Linked DNA regions of Homo sapiens: region 2 is linked to region 1. Evidence: chromatin loops called from intact Hi-C (ENCODE). Cell type or tissue: breast epithelium. All regions are shown on one strand. Links, peaks and the distances in the headings refer to the core of each region. The heading gives the core; the rest is flanking DNA.

Region 1 (11,479 bases), core at 1,627-9,626:
CAAGCATCCTTTTTTCCATTTTCTAGAAACAGTGACCTTATCAAAGAGTTTGTTCTCAGCTATATTATTTTATTTTATTTTTTTGAGACGGAGTCTCGCCTGTGGTCCAGGCTAGAGTGCAGTGGTGTGATCTCAGCAGACTGCAAGCTCCACCTCCCGGGTTCACGCCATTCTCCTGCCTCAACCTCCTGAGTAGCTGGGACTACATGTGCTCGCCACCACGCCTGGCTAGTTTTTTTAATTTTTTAGTAGAGATGGGGTTTCACCGTGTTAGCCAGGATGGTCTTGATCTCCTGACCTCGTGATCTGCCCGCCTCGGCCTCCCAAAGTGCTGGGATTACAGGCATGAGTCACCGCGCCCGTCCATTCTCAGCTATATTACAGGTATTACAGGTAGCATTAATTCTCTTTTTGGAGTTTCTTTCTTTCTTTCTTTCTTTTTTTTTTTTTTTTTTGAGACGGAGTCTCGCTCCGTCACCCAGGCTGGATTTCAGTGGTGCGATCTTGGGTCACTGCATCCTCCGCCTCCCGGGTTCAAGCTATTCTCCTGCCTCAGCCTCCTGAGTAGTTGGGACTACAGGCGCGTGCCACCACGCCTGGCTAATTTTTTGTATTTTTAGTAGAGATGGGTTTCACCGTGTTAGCCAGGATGCTCTCCATCTCCTGAACTTGTGATCCGCCCGCCTTGGCCTCCCAAAGTTCTGGCATTACAGGCATGAGCCACTGTGCCTGGCCCGTGAGGGCAGTTTCAACTTGGAAACCCTGCCATCCTATTTGAATTGAAGAATGGGAAAATCATAGAACCCTTTAAAGGAATGGTTGCGGGAAGCTTTTAGAATAAGTGGTTCTAATATAAATGCTAAAATTATTGCCTTTTGTGACATACTTAGGTGAATTATCATGTACAATTTATATGCATCTTCATCTGTTAAAACAGTTAATTCCATATCATAAGCCATTACTTTTTTTTAAATCAATGATCAGCTCTAAAAAAATGAATTCTGAGGCTGGGCGCGGTGGCTCACGCCTGTAATCCCAGCACTTTGGGAGGCCAAGGTGGGCGGATCACGAGGTCAGGAGATCGAGACCATCCTGGCTAACACGGTGAAACCCTGTCTCTACTAAAAATACAAAAAAAAAATTAGCCTGGCATGGTGGCAGGCGCCTGTAGTCCCAGCTACTCGGGAGGCTGAGGCAGGAGAATGGCATGAACCCGGGAGGCAGAGCTTGCAGTGAGCCGAGATCGTGCCACTGCACTCCAGCCTGGGCAACGGAGCGAGACTCCATCTCAAAAAAATAAAAAATAAAAAAACTGAATTCTGTTAGTTTATTGCCTCAAGAATGACAGTTACAGGCCAGGCATAGTGGCTCACGCCTGTAATCCCAGCACTTTGGGAGGCCGAGGTGGGTGGATCACGAGGTCAGGAGATCAAGACCATCCTGGCTAACACGGTGAAACCCCGTCTTTACTAAAAATACAAAAAAAAATTAGCCGGGTGTGGTGGCGGGTGCATGTAGTCCCAGCTACTCGGGAGGCTGAGGCAGGAGAATGGCGTGAACCCGGGAGGCGGAGCTTGCAGTGAACTGAGATTGCGCCACTGCACTCCAGCCTGGACGACAGAGTGAGACTCTGACTCAAAAAAAAAAAAAATGACAGTTACTTTCCCTTAGTTTATGAAGTGGTCCAGGTATACCTCAGTTAGCTGGCATTCAGCAGCTTGGCACCTTTCACTATTTGTAGCAACAGGACGCCCTGTGCATCAGTGAAAATGTCCCAGAGCAGTCACAAATGCAAAGATGGCCGAAAACACAGCGTGGTTGGATTGATGGCTTCAGGAAAGGAATGCTTCCATTGGCTGTGGAAGCCAGTCCCCCTTGGTGCCTTTCACATGGGGAGAATCATGCAAGAAATGGCGGAAAAAGAAGAAAGACAAGAACAGAAAAGGGAAAAGAAAAAATGGAGAAAAGAGTAAAAACCAGAAAAAGCAGTGTCGAAGGTTAGCTACCCAACCCAGTGATGTGACAATGACAGACAGCCATGAATTGGTTAGAAGAGAGAACAAACAGTGATCTGGGGTGGTTGTTCTCAGACTCACACCGATCATTGAACTTGTGGTTAAAATGCACATTCTGATTCACTAGGCCTTGGTTGGGGCCTGAGGATCTGCATTTTAACAAATGCCCGGGCAACAGTGATGATGCTGCCAGACCTTGGATCACACTTGAAGTAGCAGGGGTCTAGGGTGTTTTTGTTTGTGACTTTTGGTTTTATTGTTTTGATTGTGGATAAGGTTATTGCTAAGCACCAGCAGTAATGACTGTGTTCATTTCAGGATGTGACACATTGAAGACTTGCCTAGTGAGTAATCTCTCTTTTATACAGATTTGTGCCAAAAATTTGAAAGACAAAATGTGTATTGTTTCCAGAAAATGTTCTAAAGCTTGATTTCTTGAAGCAACACATATTTCACTTAAAAGGTAGATATAGGCCGGGCGTATAATCCCAGCACTTTGGGAGGCTGAGGCAGGCGGATCACCTGAGGTCGGGAGTTCGAGACCAGCCTTACCAACATGGAGAAACCCCGTCTCTACTAAAAATACAAAATTTGCTGGGCGTGGTGGCGCATACCTGTAATCCCAGCTACTCAGGAGGCTGAGGCAGGAGAATCACTTGAACCTGGGAAGCAGAGGTTGTGGTGAGCCGAGATCGTGCCATTACACTCCAGACTAGGCAACAAGAGTGAAACTCTGTCTCAAAAAAAAAAAAAAAAAAAAAAAAAAGTGGAGTATATATATGTGAGGTCACCAAGGGAGTCACAGCCTTTTCCCAAGGATTATTCTGAAAAGTTCCCTTCCCTTTTGCCATCACTGTCTTCTGCCCGTTTATGACATATATCGTCTGATGTCATTGTGCTTGTTGCACTGACATGCATAACTGTTTTGTGGAGCAGTTGGAATGGATTTCTGTGCACTGTAACTGGGATTGTCCATTGGAGAGACCCTGTGGCCAACATGTTCACCAGATCACATGGATTCATGAAATTGTAGCATTTTGCTTTTAGCTGTGGATACCATTAACATGATCCTTAAGTACTTTATAATGCTATTCTTTCCCATCCTGTAGTCAGTTTGTACAGATTATTATAGCATAATAATCTTAATATATGCTTGGGGTAGGTTCCATTCTCCTTACTCTTTTCTTCTGAAGTATCTTGGCTATTCTTGGCCCTTTACTCTCTATAGATTTTAGATTCAATTTAGTAGTTCCGTGTGTTGGGGGGCACTATTTGGGATTTCAAAGAGCATTTCACAGAATCTGTAGATACATTTGGGGGAGAATTGCCATCCTCATGATATTAATGTAACTTAAAAAATGGTTATCCTGGCCAGATATGGTAGCTCAGCCCTGTAGCATCTGCACTTCAGGAGGCTGAAGCAGGATTGCTTACAATCAGGAGTTCAAGACCAGCCTGGGCAACGTCGCAAGACCCTGTACACACACACACACGCACACACGCCTGTAGTCTCAGCTACTTGGGAGGCTGAAGTGGTAGGATTGCTTGAGCCCAGGAATTGGAGGCTGCAGTGAGTTCGTGCCACATGGCAACCCAGCCTGGGCGACAGTGCAAGATGCTATCTCCAAAAAAAAAAAAAAGTTATCCTTTTGAGGAAAAAGTAAAATTAGATCCTTACACACCAGAGGCAACAATCAATTCCAAATAGATTAAAGGCTTAAATGTCAAAAATTAAGCTTTGAAATTTGTAGATATTATTTTGATTTATCAATAGATAAATATTTTTCAAACCTTGAGTTTAGGAAATATTTCTTATAGCACAAAAAGCACTGTCAGAGGAAAGATTGTACAAATTTGCTTTATTGAAATTAAGAACTTTGTTTTCGTCAAAAGATGCCCTGAAAAAAAGTGAGAAGATGGCCAAGCGCGGTGGCTCACACCTGTAATCCCAGCACTTTGGGAGCCTGAGGCAGGCGGATCACGAGGTCAGGAATTCAAGACCAGCCTGTCCAATATGGTGAAAGCCCGTCTCTACTAAAAAAATAAAAAAAAAAAAATTAGCCGGGCATGGTGTTTGCGCGCCTGTAGTTCCAGCTACTCAGGAGGTTGAGGCAGGAGAATCGCTTGAACTGGGGAGGCGGAAGTTGCAGTGAGCCAAGATCGCACCACTGCATTCCAGCCTGGGCAGCAGAGTGAGACTTCATCTCAGAAAAAAAAAAAAAGTGAGACGACATTACAAACTGGGGAGAACATATTTCCAACAAATATAACCAGCAGGCGATTTAGTATCAAGAATATCTAAAGAACACTAATGTGAAAAGGACAAATAGCCCTATGGAAAGCTGGATGAGAGACATGAAAGGGACATTTCATAGAAGTGGAAAAACAAAGATACGAAGATACCTTAACATAAAGGTCCATAAACATTCAAAGAGATGTTCCACCTGATAAGTGATTAGGGAAATGCAAATTAGGACCACAGTGAGATGCCATTTTACGTCTATTGTAGTGGCATAAATGAAGAAATCTGATCATTTTGGAGAGGATGTGGATCTACGTGGTCTCTTATATATTGCTGTTGGGAATATCAATTCACCATTGTCATGTGAAATCAAACATTTAGAAATCATTGCCCAGCAACCTCATTTCTGATGTTTGCACAGAGGAGAAATTCCTGACACGTGTATACCAGGAAACACATGAGAATGTTCATACCACTGTGAGTAATAACAAAACCTAGAGACAGCCCAGATGCCTGTTGATGCAAGAAGATGGATTAATAAAGAGTTTTGTGTGTATGTGTGGTGTGTTTTTATTTTTTATCTACTTGTTTGTTTATTTTTCAGACAGGGTCTCACTCTACCACCCAGGCTGGAGTGCAGTGGCGCAATCATGGCTCACTGTTTATTTTTTAGAGACAGGTTCTCACTTTGTGTGGTATGTTTGTGTGTGTGCTGTGTTTTTAAAAAGTGGAATATTATACAGCCTGTGGGCCAAATGCATCCGAAGTCTGTTTTTACACTGCCCACAAGAATGGTTTTAATTTTTAAGATGTTTAAAAATAAAGAACACGTGACAGAGACCATATGTGGCCTGCAGTGCCTAAAATATTTACTTGCTGGCCCTTTACAGAAAAAATCTGCTAAGTCCTGATCTGCAGCTACACGCCAACAATGTGGATGAGTCCTAGCAATGTAATCGAGTTGCGCTGTCCAAGACAGTAGCCATCAGCCACATGTGGCTTATTAAATTAGTGTAAATTAAATGAAAATTTCAATTCCTCATTTGCACTAGCTACAATAAAGTCAAAACAGCTAAAACCAAAAGGATTTTTTTTTTAGAGAAGTGCACACAGATGAAATGAAATTATATAGAAAGGAAAGCGAAGGAATAATGAACGCCGGATTCAGGATTGCGCTAACCCTGGGTCAGGAAAGGCAGGAGCTCTGCACCCTGGTGAAATTACAGCTAGTATGTGCCGGACCTGCAGCCTCTTAAACTGGGCAGCCGTGTACAGTTCGCAGTAATTTTGCTTTACAAAATTATGCAAAAACAATGATTTTTTTTCCTGCAAGAATTTCAGTAAAGGTGTTTTTAATATCTGTAAATGTGGCTGTAAGGATGCGTGATATGTTTTGGTAGGCCACAAGATGTCACTCTTGCTCTTCAAATTGTGACTCAGCATCATTTTCTTTTTCAGTAAAAGCTTTATTGAAAGGTCAGTAAGGCTGCCATCTTATCTGTTCATGTTGATTTAACCTTGAAACAGACTGATTTGTTCCATACCCAAAACTGCAGCAGTTCTTCTTACAAAGAACCCTGAGTGCTGTTTACTGAGTTTTAGATTCTGATGACTGTTTCAGTATAGTAGCCTGTGGGTGTAAAACTTGATGGTATCGACTCCTAAAGCATCATTTAAAAAAACAAAAACCTGCTGGGCACGGTGGCTCATGCCTGTATTCTCAGCACTTTGGGAGGCCGAGGTGGGCGGATCACCTGAGGTCGGGAGTTCGAGACCAGCCTGACCAACATGGAGAAACCCCATTTCTACTAAAAATACAAAATTAGCTGGGTGTGGTGGCGCATGCCTATAATCCCAGCTACTTGGGAGGCTGAGGCAGGAGAATCGCTTTAACTCTTGTTGCCTAGGCTGGAGTGCAATGGCGCGATCCATTGCACTCCAGCCTGGGCAACTAGAGTGAAACTCCATCTCAAAAAAGCAAAACCCGGCCGGGCATGGTGGCTTATGCTTGTAATCCCAGCACTTTGGGAGGCCAAGGCAGGTGGATCAATTGAGGTCATGAGTTTGAGACCAGTCTGGCCAACATAGGGAAACCCTGTCTCTACTAAAAATACAAAAATTAGCTGGGCGTGGTGGCAGGTGCCTGTAGTCCTAGCTACTCGGGAGGCTGAGGCAGGAGAATCGCTTGAACCCGGGAGGTGGAGGCTGCAGTGAGCCGAGATTGTGCAACAGAATAATAGTCCATCTAAAAAAATGATAATGAAAATAAAAAAATCAAAACCCCAAAGCACAATAAATTGATTGTTAAAATATTTGGATTTCAGCGGGTTTTTTGCCAGGTAGGAAATGATCTAGACAGACATTCACCCAGCAAACAGCAATTCGGGACATGCCTGGCTTTAGCACTGAGTCACTCCTGGCCTTCAACATTGGAGTAGGTTTCAGCTAGAACTGGAGCTGGTTTATTTTCCAAAGGGTTAAGGCTGGAATACTTGGGCAGTGTTCCCAGTGGGCCCAGGAAAATTCAGGGGCAGGAGGTATCCAGTTGAAGGGCATCATCCTTCAAAAAGCACAAGATCATAGCTGGAAGTTGAGGAGCCCATGTTGCTTGTGAGTTGTTGGGTTGAAAGCAGGGAGAAGATCTGTGATCAGTGTCTGAAGTCAGAAAGCTGGCAAAATTCAGGACCCCAGGGGATAGCAGGCCAATACGGAAGTCAAGAAAGCCAGAGATTCAGGCTGCTGGGTTCAAATCCCACCTCACCCCTTACTGATTATCTGTACTAATTAAAGAATGTTAGGCAACTTATTAATGTCTCCAGGCTTATACATTTCTTCTATAAAACCTGGATAATAAAGGGTTGTGAAAATTAAATCTGTCTAAAGGATTTTTTTTTAAAAAAGAAAAAGATGGATTATTTTCTGCTGCCCTAAATTTGCTTACTTTTTTGTCACAACTGGAAGAGGAGAGAAGAGAAGGGTGGCAGTGTAGCATGGCATGAAACAATTTAAATAATATATTAAACCATAGTATTTGACTTTTTGAAAATGTGTTCCATAGCTCTCATTATAATTCTAGCCATAACTGTAAGATTTTTACTGTACTTCCTAAATACAAAGTGCTTATGAATTTTAGCTGGAGGAGAGCAGGAGTGTTCAGAAGCAAATGAAGATCCTGCAGAAGAAGCAAGCCCAGATTGTGAAAGAGAAAGTTCACTTGCAGAGTGAACATAGCAAGGCTATCTTGGCAAGAAGCAAGCTAGAATCTCTTTGCAGAGAACTTCAGCGTCACAATAAGACGTTAAAGGTTAGTTGCTTCATTTGTCTGTTTTTTTCAGGAGGGACTTATCTGATTTCATAATCAACCCTGTGCCTATCTGAAATAAATCCTTGTCTCTACTTGGAGACAGATACTGCCTTGCTTTTTATTTTGCTTGGCCTGATGCCTTGTGTGAGGTCATTGTAAATGTAAGACCAATTCTTTCTACGTAAGTTTTGGTTTCCTGTTCAAGGAAGAGCACCTTAGTTGCCTCATACTTGGCTCCCGGGAATCTACGCTCAAGGCCCTCCTGCTTAGAGCCATGGCTTAGGAAGCTCAGAATTGCCAGTTTTCTGCTGAGCACTGATACAGCTGATCACCAAGTAGGAAAAGCTGCAGTGAAATGAGAAACTAGTAACAGACAGTCTGGGAAGGGAGAACTGCTGAGCTCCTGGGTGGAGCATTGCCCAGTTCCACTGGCCCACCCCCAGCCATTCAGTTGCTAAGTACTTTTAGGAAACCACTTATACCTTGGCTGATTGTAAAGGAAGAGGGAATAGGTATCCAAAGATTCATTGATATCAACAGGGGAAGAAGGAAAGGAGCAGAGCCGTGGGAAGGAATCTGCCTCTTAGAATGGGACAGACTCCCTTTATGCCCTTTATGCCCCAATAAACTCCCTTTATGCCCCAACAAACTCCCAAGGCCCTAGACTATAAGTGCACTCTTGAAATGGATCTTCACCTGGTATGGGAGCCATTATTACCTTCTTTGCTTTTGAGCCCTTGGATTTAGATGTCAAAGTAAGTGGTATTTTTTTTTTCCCATAGGAAATCAATATTTTGAGTAGGCTGGTAACAGTTCAGACATGTAAAGGTCTTTTGACACTCATATCCTAGCAAGAATTGAAAGTAAGCTTTGAATTTTTTGTTTTTTCTTTTTAATCATCAGAAAGTAGTTACAGAAAGGAAGCTTTTTGAGATGAGGATTCCATTTGTCCTTTGCCCTTTAGGGAGTAAGTGTGACCCAGAAAGTAAGCTGCAAGGGGGCAGGATCTCTTCCGACCCATCTAAGATGATGGCCTGTGTAACCGGCGAGTATTGCAGTAGAGTGAATTGTAGACAGCCATAACATTTATTTTGTAGCAGGACAGTTTGCATCTCTCTGGTTATCTGTCTACTTAGGAAAAACTGCTTGCTTTTCAGTGATAGCCTTCTGGTCATAAATAAGGGGGAGGAATTGTAGTTCAGAAGCAACACGTCAGGGCAGCAACAAATGAACCCACATTGCAGCAGCTTCTCTTGTGAGCATCTTCTCTATAGGTCTGTATTATTAACAAAAATTATTTTGGGTAATAAGGAGGAAAATATGCAGCAGGCACGAGAGGAAGAAGAACGACGTAAAGAAGCAACTGCACATTTCCAGATTACCTTAAATGAAATTCAAGCCCAGCTGGAGCAGCATGACATCCACAACGCCAAACTCCGACAGGAAAACATTGAGCTGGGGGAGAAGCTAAAGAAGCTCATCGAACAGTACGCACTGAGGGAAGAGGTAATGGCATTTGGTTTATTTAAACGGCTTCTCAAGATTAGCAAAAGTGTCACCATTCATACCTAAAGTAAAACTGCTGTCACGGGTGTTTCAGAACTTTGCATATGCATAGTGGCAGTCGGTTATTTATTAGGAAACGATCAGGCACCACAAATGAGATCATCACTTGATGTCCCAGGAGTCACTGGGTTTGGGACTTATTTGAGGTTATTTCTAGGAGACCCGTTTAAGTACTGCTTGTCTTCCATGAAATACTGGAAGATTGCAATTTTCGCATGTAGATTGTTTTCCCTTATCCAGACTAATAGTGAATAAATATTTGGGCCCCAAATACCCTGTATCTCAGACATCTATGATAATCTCTACAGTATCCACTACCATTGCATTATACTTGTACAGTTAATGTTTCAGATTTTTTTTTTTTAAATGAGGGCTTTATATTATTTGGGAGGAAAAACCTACTTCTAACCCCTTCTAACCCCTCACACATAAGCCCATTGAGGGTAAAAAGTTTACTGGGAAGATCCATGGCTAATGAACTTGGCCATTGGCCTTCAATGAAGACTTTTGGAATTATTTTATAAGCTAATCTGGAAGTTCAGAGGTAGTGTCCTCTGAACAAAGCGAGGAACTTGAAAAACCAGGTTAGTACCTATTTGCTAGAAGGTACTAACCTGGTTTTTCAAGTTCCTCACTTTTAGAGGGCCGATGGACAGGGTTAGAGGCTTTAGGTTTTTTTAAATGGTGCATCTCTGCCTTTTAACATTTAGTAAAATGTTGGGCTTGTTATGTTATGTTCCTTACAGAAATGGATTCAAAAAGCTGATTCAAATTAAAAAAAAAAAAAGATCAGGCATCTGTGTGTTACTTTATCTTGTTTTCAACTCAAACTTTATAGTTTTACATACAGCCCTTCAAAAACTGCTATTTTTTTTTTAAAGATTTTATTTTTCTTACTGCCTTTTGTTTTTTTTAAAAAAAAATTATGGAAAATTTCAAGCTTAACAAAAAGTAGAGAGATAATATAGCACCTGGCTTCAGCAGATGAAACCGTAATTCCGTGTGTGTGTGTGTGTGTGTGTGTGTGTGTGTGTGTGTGTGTGTGTGTGTGTGTGTATAGAGACAGTTTCTTGCTAAATTGCCCAGGCTGGTCTTGAACTCCTGGGCTCAGGTGATCCCCCTGTCTTGGCTCCCCAAAGTGCTGGGATTGTAGATGTGAGCCACTGTACATGGCTGATAATTTCATCTCTGTTCCCCTAGATTATTTTGAAGCAAATCCAAGATGTCAAATATTCCATTGATATTTGAATGTATAGCTCAAAAAAGTAAGGATTTAAGTATAACCATAATACCAGTTTCATACCTAAAAAATTAACAAATAGGCCAGGTGCAATGGCTCACGCCTGTAATCCCAGCACTTTGGGAGGCCAAGGCAGGAGGATTGCTTGAGCCCAGGAGTTCGAGACCAGCCTGGTAATATGGCGAAAGCCTGTCTCTACAAAAAATACAAAGACTAGCCGGGTGAGGTGGTACTCACCTGTAGTCCCAGCTGCTCGGAAGAGTGAGGCAGGAGGATCACCACCACTGTACTCATGGCTGGGTGATGGGAGTGAGACTGTCTCAAATAAATAACAATTACTGAATATTAAGTATCTAGTCACTATTCAAATTTTTTGGATCAGCTTCTTTTTAAAAGAGAAATTGTTTGAAACAAGATCCAAAGAAAGTCCATTTCACTGGTTTATATAACGCCAGTCTCTAAAATATAGGTTCCCCCCCTTTATTCTTACACTGTATTTATTGAAGAAACGTCTTTTTTGTCATAGAGGTTAAATTTTCTTTTTATTAGATTATAAAGCCTTTAATTGTCTTAAAATGATTCTTTTAGTTTTGTTGTTTGTTTTGACAGTCTATGTACCTCATAACTGATGTAGCAGATTTGAAAATCAGATTTGTTTAAATCATATTGTATGTGTCTTATGTTATGTTCTTTGGTCAGAATATAATGATCAAATTACTTGCAGGCGCTCTCTTGAGAGCAGTCTGTGGTGCTCTCAATACATAGTTAGACCACCTTACTTCACCAACCAGCATTTTCCCCTCTCATGTAGGGTATTGTAACTGGAAGAGTTCCGTTTCTCCAGCTGGGAAGGGATTGTTCTGTTGACTTTATTATACATCAGTAACCACTTAACAGTTTTGTTTGGAAATACTAATGAACTTTTACCAAATGTCTAAAGTGTGCCAGGCACCAAGCACCTTACCTAGTGCCACCATCGCATTTACTGTTACAGCTCTGCAAGGTAGGTGGAGGTATCCCCCTGTACAGAGGAGGGCACTGCGCTCCAGCGTGGAGAGGAATTAGCCCAGGGCCACACACTGGCCAGGATTTGACCTGGGCCATTCCTACCA
Region 2 (11,479 bases), core at 2,267-10,266, 51 kb before region 1:
TGAGGTCCTGACAACATGTGCCCAACGTGGTCAGAGCACAGCTTGGTTTCATACATTTTAGGGAGACATGAGACACCAATCAACATATGTAAGATGAACATTGGTGTGGTCCGGAAAGGCGGGACAACTGGAAGCAAAAGCGCACAACTCGAAAGGGGAGAGGGCTTTCAGGTCACAGGTAGATGAGAGACAAACCGTTGCATTGAGTTTCTGATTAGCTTTTCCAAAGGAGGCAATCAGATATGCATTTATCTCAGTGAGCAGAGGGATGGCTTTGAATAGAATGGGAGGCAAGTTTGCCCTGAGCAGTTCCCAGCTTGAATTTTCCCTTTAGCTTAGTGATTTTGGGGGCCCAAGATATTTTCTATTCACAGTAATAATAAAACTCCGGTCTCCTGTTCAGCCAGCTCTGTGTGTATTAAACTCTATTGCAATTCCCTTGTTTTGATAAATCGGCTCCATCTGGGCAGTGGGCAAAATGAACCCATTGGGTAGTTACAAAGAGAGAAGCACTGGTCAAGGGTCTCTGTTGTTTTAAAAGCCTTGTGTAATTTGACTTCTAAAATTAAGGACATGCATCTTTTTTTTTTTTTTTTTTTTGAAACGGAGTCTTGCTCTGTCGCCCAGGCTGGAGTGCAGTGGTGCGATCTCGGCTCACTGCAACCTCCGCCTCCAGGGTTCAAGCTATTCTCCTGCCTCAGCCTCTCGAGTAGCTGGGATTACAGGCACCTGCCACCATGCCCAGCTAATTTTTGTAGATTTCTTTTAATACCTAATTTTGACACGGGTATGGGGAAAAAGCATAAAAATACTGTAGATGGGAGTGTAAAATTGTTAAATCTTTCCAAATGGCAGTCGGGTAACAAGCATCAAAATGTTAAATGTGAGGAACATTTAACCCGACATTTCTACTCTTGGAATTTATGCTAAGGAAGCAATTAGACAAGCAAGACTTTGAGTATACAATAGAAAAATTGGCAGGTACCTATATGTCATACACCAGAATCTTGATTTGAACAAATGGTGGTTCATCCACATGATGGAATTGTGTGCAAATATTTTAAGTGATATATTTTATACCCACCAGATGGTCAAAAATGTAGAAGTCTGAAGGCTGGGTGCAGTGGCTCACGCCTGTAATCCTAAGACTTTGGGAGGCTGAGGTGGGCAGATTGCCTGAGCTCAGGAGTTGAAGACCAGCCTGGGCAACATGATGAAACCCCATCTCTACGAAAATACAAAAATTAGCTGGGCATGGTGGTGCGCGCCTGTAGTCCCAGCTGCTTGGGAGACTGTGGTGGGAGAACCACTTGAACCTGGGAGGCAAAGGTTGCAGTAAGCCGAGATCGTGCCACTGCACTCCAACCTGGGTGACAGAGTAGACCCTATCTCAAAAAAAAAAAAAAAAAAAAAGTAGAAGTCTGAAAATATCAAGAGTTAGTAAGCATGTGAAACAACAGGAACATCGACGTGCTATTGGCGCAACTATGCACTGGCACAATCTCTTTGGAAGTAAGCCAAAACTGGCATTACTTCAATGAAAAGTTGAATATGTACTTCTCTTTGCCCAGCAAGCAGTTCCTCTCCTAGGGAATACCAAATGGTATTAACCACTTATGAAAATAACTACCATTACTTAGTAAAGTGGAAGATAAAAACATCATATGGCATGTGCTAGTAGGTGGCACATGCACGACTGTCAATAAAAGTGATGTTCTAGTGACCTCAGGCTGCACCCAACCCAAATGTGCATCAACAGTAGAATGGAATTATAATGACAGTGTGATAACCATAGCAAAGAGCCAAGAACACGAAAAAATAACAGCTGTGCACAGTGCTGTGAGTGAATCTATGAATCTCATAAATGTAATGTTAAACAGAAAATGCAAGATTGGAGAGAAGACCTACGTAAACTCCAAATACAGGTACAACTATACTACATATGTAGTAGAACTAAAAGAAACAGCTACCATAAAAGTCAGATATTACATAGCATAAGAGAAATCAAGAAACTACAGCTACATAAAACAAGGAGAAGACAGGTCCCAACATTACACACCTCAATAAAACACCCAGTTAAAACTCTACTCACTGGGCCTGGTGGCTCATGCCTATAATCCCAGCACCTTGGGAGGCCAAGGCTAGCAGATCCCTTGAGCCCAGGAGTTCTATACCAGCCTGAGCAACATAGTGAGACCCCATCTCTAATAAAAATACAAAAAATTCACCAGGTATGGTGGCATGCACTTGTAGTCCTAGCTACTCGGGAGGCTGAGATGGGAGGATCACTTGAGCCTGGGAGGTCAAGGTTGCAGTGAGCTGTGATTGCACCACTGTACTCCAGCCTGGGCGACTGGGCAACTGTCTTAAAAAACAAACAAACAAACAAAAACCCAACAAAGACTGTCTCAAAAAACAAACAAAAAACCCCCAACAAACTCTACTTAGTTTTATTTTTGCTTAAATCTTTAATAAAAGGGAAAGCCAGGCACAGTGGCTCATGCTTGTATCCCCGCTGTGGGAGGATCACTTGAGCCGAGGAATTTGAGACCAGCCTGACCAACAAAGTGAGACGCTGTCTCAAAAAAAAACAAATAAAAAAAAACAAATAATTAAAATGTAAAAATAAAAAACTAGCTGGGCATTTACCATTGTGGCAAGAGGGTGGTCTAAGCCCAGGAGGCCGAGGCTACAGCGAGCCATATTTGTACCACTACAATGCAGTGTAGGTAGCAGAACAAGATCCTGTCTCATAAAATAGTAACAGAATTAAAAAAAAAAAAAAAACGACTAACTCTATTAATCTAAAAACAAGAAAAAACAACAGCAAGCTTGGAAAGGCAGTTGCCAGGTAACAGCCACCTCTGGTACACTGAGGGTGAAATTAAGCCCAGCTCAAATACATACAGCACTTCTTTCAGGCGAATGTGTAAGGAAAAGTATCATTCTTCAAAACAGCAGGTTTAAAGGACACCTACGGCTTTTAACTTGTAAATATATTGCATGCAGTGCACCATGGTTATGCAAATGAAGCTGAGTCATTGCCCTATAGATTAATGCCGTAGCTCCCAAGCATGGCTGCAGCCTGCAAGGTAGGGAAAAGGCCCAGTCCAGAGTCCACCCGGGAAACTCAACCAATTTGTTTTGTTCACCGATGCCCTGACTGTGATTTCTTTTGGATAAAGGATTTCTTGAATGCTTTCAAAAATGACGTCCAAGCGCTACATTTGACATAAGAGAAGGTTCACAATATAATGTTAAATGAAATATAAAAGGCAATTTACAAAAATATTTAATACGATTACACTTTTTCTTCCAAAAATGCCCGTGTATGTGTGTGTTGGGCATGCTTTTGTGTTACCGGTGGAGGGTGTCCACGTTCTTGGCGTTTTGAACAAAGAATTGGACAAAACGCACAAAGCAAGGAAAGAATGAAGCAACAAAAGCAGAGATTTACTGAAAACAAAAGTACATTCCACAAGGCTGGAGCAGGCCTAGTACAGGGGCTCAAGAGCCCCAGAATTTTCTGGAATTTAAATACCCTCTAGGGGTTTCCCATTGGTTACATGGTGTACACCCTATGTAAATGAAATAGCGGCCTGCAATCAGTCTGTTTGGTTGTGGAAAGCAACCAATCAGAGGATGAAGTGTAGTTACAAAGTTACACTCACTCCTATGCAAACGTCTGATTGGCTACAGAAAGCAACCAATCAGGCTGGGCGTGGTGGTTCACGCCTGGAACCCCGGCACTTTGGGAGGCCAAGGCGGGTGGATCACCTGAGGTCAGGAGTTTGAGACCAGTCTGGCCAACATGAGGAATTATCTCTACTAAAAATAAAAAATTTAGCTGGGCGTGGTGGCACGTGCCTGTAATTCCAGCTACTTGAGAGGCTGAGGCACAAAAATCGCCTGAACCTGGGAGGCAGAGATTGCAGTGAGCCAAGATCGTGCCACTGCACTCCAGCCTGGGCCACAGAGGTAGACAACTTCCCCACCCCCCTAAAAAAAAAAAAAAAAAAAAAAGAAAGAAAGAAAAGAAGGCAACCAATCAGAAATGCTTTCAATTTTCCATCTGCCGCACAGAAAGGTGGGGTGGGGGTGGGGTGGATTTGCAAAGGGAGTAGTTTACAATCCTTTTGTTATTTACCTGTGGAAAGTTGGGATGTTCCTTTTGACTTAGTTTTTTTTTTTTTTTTTTTTGAGACGGACTTCACTCTTATTGCCCAGGCTGGAGTGCAATGGCACGATCTCGGCTCACCGCAACCTCCGCCTCCCGGGTTCAAGCGCTTCTCCTGCCTCAGCCTCCTGAGTAGCTGGGATTACAGGTATGCGCCACCATGCCCGGCTAATTTTGTATTTTTAGTAGAGACAGGGTTTCTCCATATTGGTCAGGCTGGTCTCAAACTCCCGACCTCAGGTGATCTGCCTGCCTCGGCCTCCCAAAGTGCTGGGATTACAGGCGTGAGCCACCGCGCCCGGCCATTGACTTAGTTCTAGAAAGCCAGCTTGAATCGGCCTTAGGTTCCCTGCCTCCGGACCCTATTCTCCTGCCTCATATGCATAGAAAAGACTCGGGAGGCTTACACCAAAATGGCGGCTATATCTTTTTTTTTTTTTTTTTTTGAGACGGAGTTTCGCTCTTGTTGCCCAGGTTGGAGTGCAATGGCGTGATCTCGGCTCTCCGCAACCTCCGCCTCCCGGGTTCAAGCGATTCTCCTGCCTCAGCCTCCCAAGTAGCTGAGATTACAGGCATGTGCCACCACACCGGGCCAATTTTGTATTTTTAGTAGAGACGGGGTTTCTCCATGTTGGTCAGGCTGGTCTCGAACTCCCGACCTCAGGTGATCCGCCCGCCTTGGCCTCCCAAAGTGCTGGGAGTACAGACGTGAGCCACCCGCACTTGGCCATCTTTTTTTTATATATTTTTTTAACTATTTGTGGTTATGTTTTTGGGAATTTCTGTGCTTAACATAGTAGGAAAAATAAGAAAAATCGGTAATAATTTACATTTCCTTTCCTCAGACCTGGAAGCAGGCATTTCTTCAAGGAATCTTGATTCCTTTTGATGGGAAAAGCTATTTACTCTTCAAGAATTGTCAGCCTGGCGTGGTGGCTCACGCCTGTAATCCCAGCACTTTGGGATGCCAAGGCAGGAGGATCACCTGATGTCAGGAGTTCAAGACCAGCCTGAACAACATGGTGAAACCCCGTCTCTACTAAGAATACAAAATTAGCCAAGCGTGGTGGTGGTGCATGCCTGTAATCCCAACTACTTGGGAGGCTGAGGCAGGAGAATTGCTTGACCCCAGGAGGCAGAGGTTGCAGTGAGCCAAGATGGGGCCATTGCACTCCAGCCTGAGCAACAAGAGTGAAACTCTGTCTCAAAAAAAAAAAAAAAAAGAATTGTCCTGCAGACTGGGGGCAGTGGCTCACACCAATCCCAGCACTTTGGAAGGCCAAGGAGGGAGGATCCTTTGAGCCCAGGAGTTCAAGACCAGCCTGGGCAACATAGTAACACCAAGTCTCTACCAATAAAATGAAATAAATAAATAAAAATTAGCCAGGCATGGTGGTGCATGCCTCTAGTCCCAGCTATTTGGGAGGCTGAGGTGGGAGGATCACTTTGCTACCCGGGAAGAGTGTCCAGGTTCTTGGCGTCTTGAGCAAAGAATTAGACAAAACGCACAAAGCAAGGAAGGAATGAAGGGATTTATTGAAAATGAAAGTACACTCCACAGGGTTTGAGCAGGCCCAAGCATAGCTCAAAGGCCCTGTTTCAGAATTTTTGGGAGTTTAAAAATAACCTCTACTTGAGGTATGCCCTATGTAAATGAAGAGGATAAAGTAAAGTTACAATCATTTACTTGGCCTACGCCCTATGGAGAGGCTATTTCCTGTCATAGCTGAAGTGTGAATCGGCCTTATATTCCCTACCTCCAGATCCTATTTTCCTGCCTCAACTTGAGCCCTGGAGGTAGAGGCTGCAGTGAGCTATGATCACACCACTGCACTCCAGCCTTGGTGACAGAGCAAGACTTGTCTCACAAATTAATAATTAAATAAAAAGTAAATAAAATATGACATTGATCAAAACTTCATTAGTAGTATTAGAAGACAAAGTTGAGATCATCTACAAAGTACAGATGTTTCCTGACTTATGATGGCGTTATGTTCCAATAAACCCATCAGAAGTTGAAAATATCATAAGTGGAAAATGCATTTAATACACTTAACCTGGCCGGGCGTGGTGGCTCATGCCTGTAACCCCAGCACTTTGAGAGGCCAAGGCGGGTGGATCACCTGAGGTCAGGAGTTCGAGACCAGCCTGGCCAACATGGTGAAACCCCTTCTCTACTAAAAATACAAAATTAGCCAGGTGTAGTGGCACATGCCTGTAGTCTCAGCTACTCGGGAGGCTGAGATAGAAGAATTGCTTGAACCTGGGAGGTGGAGGCCACAGTGAGCCAAGATGGTGACACTGCACTCCAGCTTGGGCAAGACAGAGCAAGACTCCATCTCGGAAAAAAAAAAAATACACTTAACCTACCAAACATCATAACTTAGCCTAGCCTACCTTAATGTAAGCTCATAATACTTTGTTTTTTTGAGACGGAGTCTTGCTCTATTGCCCGGGCTGGAGTGCAGTGAGACGATCTCGGCTCACTGCAACCTCTGCCTCCCAGGTTCAAGTGATTCGCGTGCCTCAGCCTCCCAAGTAGCTGGGATTACAGGCGCCAGCCACCACGCCCGGCTAATTTTTGTATTTTAGTAGAGATGGGGTTTCACCATGTTAGCCAGGTGTGTCTCGAACTCCTGACCTCAGGTGATCTGCCCACCTCGGCCTCCCAAAGTACTGGGATTACAGGCGTAAGCCACTACTCCTGGCCAAGCTCATAATACTTATATTAGCCTACAGTTGGTCAAAATCATCAAACACAAAGCTGTTTTATAATAAAGTGTTGAATATCTCATGTGCTTTATTGAATACTTGTACTGAAAGTGAAAAACAGAATGGTTGTATGGGTACTCAAAGTCAAATTCATACAACTTTGGCACCATCGCAACATCAAAAATTGTAACCCTGGAACTGTCTGTAGCAAAACAGGATATAGGAAAATAGAAGAGAAAAGATAAGAAACATGGAGCAGGGCACCGTGGCTCCCACTGAGGTGGGAGGATCACTTGAGTCCAGGAGTTTGAGACCAGCCTGGGCAACAGAGCAAGACCCTATCTCAATTTTAAAAAAAGAAAAAAGAAACATAAAAAAGAAATTATTAATAGGATACTATACAACTAGGTTGTGAATAATATCTACATGAAAATAATGTAAAAAAAATTAAGATATTAAATTAACAAAATGAAAACAACCATTTAGAGAGGATGATGTGATGATGGGAGGAAGTGAGCATCTGTGTGTGTGTGTGTGTGTGTGTGTGTGTGTGTGTGTGTGACTGTGAGTGAAAAAGCATAGACCCTCTTCCCTAGAAGCAAATCTATATATATCTTTCTGTGATTTCAGAATCAGCTTGATGGCAAGTGACAGAAAAATCCAGAATTACAGTGGTTTAAACTGGATGCTGATTTCTTTCTTTTTCTTTTTTCTTTCTTTTTTCTTTTTTTTTTTTTTTTTTGAGTCTCACTCTGTCGCCCAGGATAGAGTGCAGTGGCACAATCTCAGCTCACTGCAACCTCTGCCTCCTGGGTTCAAGGGATTCTACTGCCTCAGCCTCCCGAGTAGCTGAGATTACAGGCTTCCACCACTATGCCTGGCTAATTTTTTGTATTTTTAGTAGAGACGGGGTTTCACCAGGTTGGCCAGGATGGTTCCCCTTTCTTTTCTCTTCTCTTTTCTTCTCTTCTCTTCTCTTTTTTCTTTTTCTTGAGACGGATTCTTGCTCTGTCGGTGGTGCGATCTCAGTTCACTGCAACCTCCACCTCCCAGGTTCAAGCAATTCCCCTGCCTCAGCCTCCCAAGTAGCTGGGATTACAGGCACGCGCCCCTACATCCAGTTAATTTTTTTTTTTTTTAAGATGGAGTTTCACTCTTATTGCCCAGGTTGGAGTGCAATGGTGCGATCTCAGCTGACCGCAATCTCCGCCTCCCGGGTTCAAGCAATTCTCCTGCCTCAGCGGCCCAAGTAGCTGGGATTACAGGCATGCGCCACCACGACTGGCTAATTTTGTATTTTTTAGTAGAAACGGGGTTTCTCCATGTTGGTCAGCCTGGTCGTGAACTCCCAACCTCAAGTGATCTGCCCACCTTGGCCTCCCAAAGTGCTGGGATTACAGGCATGAACCACCGTGCCTGGCCTAATTTTTGTGTTTTCTTTTTAGTAGAGATGAGATTTCACCATGTTGGCCAGGCTGGTCTCGAACTACTGACCTCAGGTGATCCACCTGCCTTGGCCTCCCAAAGTGCTGGGATTACAGGCGTGAACCACCGAGCCCAGCCCTTTTCTTTTCTCTCTTTTTTTTTTTTTTTTTTTGAGACAAGGTCTTACTCTGTCGCCCAATTTGACGCTGTAGTGGGCTAGGATGAAAACCACTATACTCCAGCCAGGGTAACACAGAGAAAGAGATTCTGTTTCTTAAAACAAAATGAAACAAAAAAAAAAACTTGAAAAAATTGTTCGGCTGGGCGCAGTGGCTCACACCTGTGATCCCAGCACTTTGGGATCACAAAATACAAAAATTAGCTGGGCGTGGTGGCTTGCACCTGTAATCCCAGCTACTCAGGAGGCTGAGGCAGGAGAATCACTTGAACCCGGGAGGCGGAGGTTGCATTGAGCCGAGAGCGTGCCAACTGCACTCTAGCCTGGGTGACAGAGCAAGACTCCGCCTCAAAAAAAAAAATTGTTTTAATTGTTTTGAGACAGGGTCTCAGTTTGTCAAAACAAAAAATTGTTTTAATTGTTTTGAGACAGGGTCTCACTTTGCATTCTAGCCTAGGTGACAGAGCGAGACTCTGTCTCAAAAAAAAAAATTGTTTTGTTTTGAGACAGGGTCTCACTCTGTCACCCAGGCTGGAATGCACTGGCATGATCACAGCTCACTGCAGCCTCAACCTCCTAGGCTCAAACGATCCTCCTGCCTCAGCCTCCCAAGTAGCTGTGACTACAGGTGTGCACCACCACACTTGGCTAAGGCTAATTTTTTATTTTTTGTAGAGATGGGGTCTCCCTATGTTGCCCAGGCTGGTCTTGAACTCCTGGCCTCAAGCAATCCCCCTGCCTCGAACTCCCAAAGTGCTGGGATTACAGACATGTGCTACCACTCCTGGCCCCGAGATTTTCAATAAAGCCTAAACCTATTTGTAGTTTGTATTTTTCTTTTCCATTGTCTCTATACATGAACATTGTTTCCATGTCCTTGAAGTCTATAATTATAGGCGAGACTTGGGGAAGTATATCAAAACAAAATGAATGAATCCCAATACTCTGAAATATGCAATATACGTATTCGAATTTTTGAAACGCACATACTCTCTCCCAATAGTCCATACATGAGAAGAGTTTTTATTTTAAAAATCCTCTTTCTGCTAGAGCTGGCACCCTGGTGTGTGCCAATCTAATAGTACACTCCATAGCCTGCCATCAGTATGCCTGAGTGATCTGTGTATAAAGTATAATCATTTTCTAAATCTTTCAGTGTCTGCCAGAAATGTGGACATCTATAGCAAATGCAGAAACTGGCCAAATTCCTACAAGGACTAAAATCAGGGTTAGCTCAGAAAGATGGTATTGTGTAATCATATTAAACAATAAGCTTTTTGTTCTATGAAGAGGCAAACACTCTTTTTCACTACCTACAACCCCAATAGTATGCAACAAACATGAAATTCAACTCTTTTGATGAAACAATACTCTTGGCTGATTTAAAAGTTAGTAGGAGCTTTTCTTTCTGTGAAAGTACTCTGAGGTGGACAAGTCAGACTAGTGTGGCTAATTTAACTTCTGTTGACCCTTTAGACACAGCTCAGATGTCACCTTAAACCATCCTTAAACCTCCCCACCACCAGTAGAAAATAACCCTCAAGAGGTTACCCTGCAATACCTCCATTTTATAAATTACTTTATTGTTTGTTGTACATGTGAGTGTTCAGTGTTGGCCTGGGTACCCCTTATTCTAAATCAAGGTATGCCTGGTGACTAATACAGTGCTCCTGTTTAACTGATGAATGAAAACTTTCTATTGCCACCAAGTTTATCCTGGAATGACCTTGGTCCCTTGGCTGCTGGAGGGTCTACACAGTGTTGCAGAGGGACACTGCTGTCAGAAAACTCTCCAAGATGTCACAAGAAGGGATAGGATATCACCTTGGGGAATTGAAGGTTTGGTCCTCATCTGAACAGATTCAGAAAACAGATTTCTTAATGCAGTTACCTATTCAGGGGATCTTTTTCTCAATAAGTATGTGTGGAGAGCTTTCTCTGTGCCTGGGTTTTTTTGTTTTGTTTTTTTTTTGGTGGAGTCTTGCTCTGTCGCCCAGGCTGGAGTGCAGTGGTGCGATCTCGGCTCACTGCAACCTCCACCTTCAGGGTTCAAGCAATTCTCTTGCTTCAGCCTCCGTAGTAGCTGGGATTACAGGCGCCCACCACTATGCCTGGCTAATTTTTGTATTTTTGATAGAGGCGGGTGTCAACATGCTGGCCAGGCTGGTCTTGAACTCCTTACCTCAAGCGATCTGTCTGCCTCGGCCTCCCAAATTGCTGGGATTACAGGCGTGAACCACCGTGTGCAGACTGTGCCTGGCATTCTGCTGGGCACTGGGAATATAGGAGTCTTATGGGCACAGTCCTTGCCCTCACTTTGTTTACCATCTGGCTGGGGGAAAGAGTCAATTAGACAAACCACTGCCTTGAAGAGTGGGGACTGGCCTGGTATGGGAAGTACAGTATGCTAGGGGTACATAACACAGGCAACTAAGATATCCTGGGACCAGTGGGGCTTCCTGGAGGGATCACCCAGAGTACACTCTCTGTCAGGGAATAGGTACACATTAACCAGAGCTGCTATATAAAGTCGAATATGCCTGTAATCACAGCACTTTGGGAGGCCGAGGTGGGTGGATTGCTTGAGCTCAGGAGTTTGAGACCAGCCTAGGCAACATGGTGAAACCCCATCTCTACCAAAAATACAAAAAATTAGCCAGGCATGGTGGTGCACTCCTGTAGTCCCAGCTACTTGGGAAGCTGAGATGAGAGGATCGCTTGAGCCTGGGAGGTGGAGGTTGCAGTGAGCCAAGGTCGTGTCACTGTACTCCAGCCTGGTCAACAGAGTGAGACCCCGTCTCAAAAATAATAATGGCCAGGTGTGGTGGCTCATGCCTGTAAATCAGCACTTTGGGAGGCTGAGGTGGATGGATTACCTAATGTTATGAATTCGAGACCAGCCTGCCCAACATGGTGAAACCCCATCTCTACTAAAAATACAAAAATTGGCTAGGTGTGGTGGTGGGTGCCTGTAATTCCAGCTACTT

What was found. Hi-C counts contacts between places; a loop is a spot of excess contacts. Peaks named below come from ENCODE experiments on the same cell type or tissue, not always from the same donor. Only the 100,000 strongest peaks of a DNase experiment are listed, where the experiment ranks them.
Region 2: a loop joins it to region 1, with 20 times the contacts of the local background. A loop is called at or near these places in 5 of 110 quality-filtered maps.

Annotation. Positions count from the first base shown.
Region 1 is chrX:16,820,704-16,832,182 of GRCh38, forward strand. It overlaps TXLNG (taxilin gamma), which reads left to right. Exons shown (of 10, transcript NM_018360.3): 4 at 7,391-7,561; 5 at 8,873-9,067. Among named protein-coding and RNA genes, the nearest start is that of TXLNG, 40 kb to the left of the region's middle. RefSeq lists enhancers at 6,163-6,678, 7,809-8,308. In breast epithelium, for the core only: a CTCF peak has its summit at 5,634 (motif pointing right); a DNase peak (open chromatin) is centred at 7,759; H3K27ac peaks cover 1,248 bases.
Region 2 is chrX:16,769,025-16,780,503 of GRCh38, forward strand. No RefSeq gene overlaps it. Among named protein-coding and RNA genes, the nearest start is that of TXLNG, 12 kb to the right of the region's middle. RefSeq lists enhancers at 2,454-2,979, 2,980-3,505. In breast epithelium, for the core only: no CTCF peak of the experiment used is centred there; no DNase peak of the experiment used is centred there; H3K27ac peaks cover 395 bases.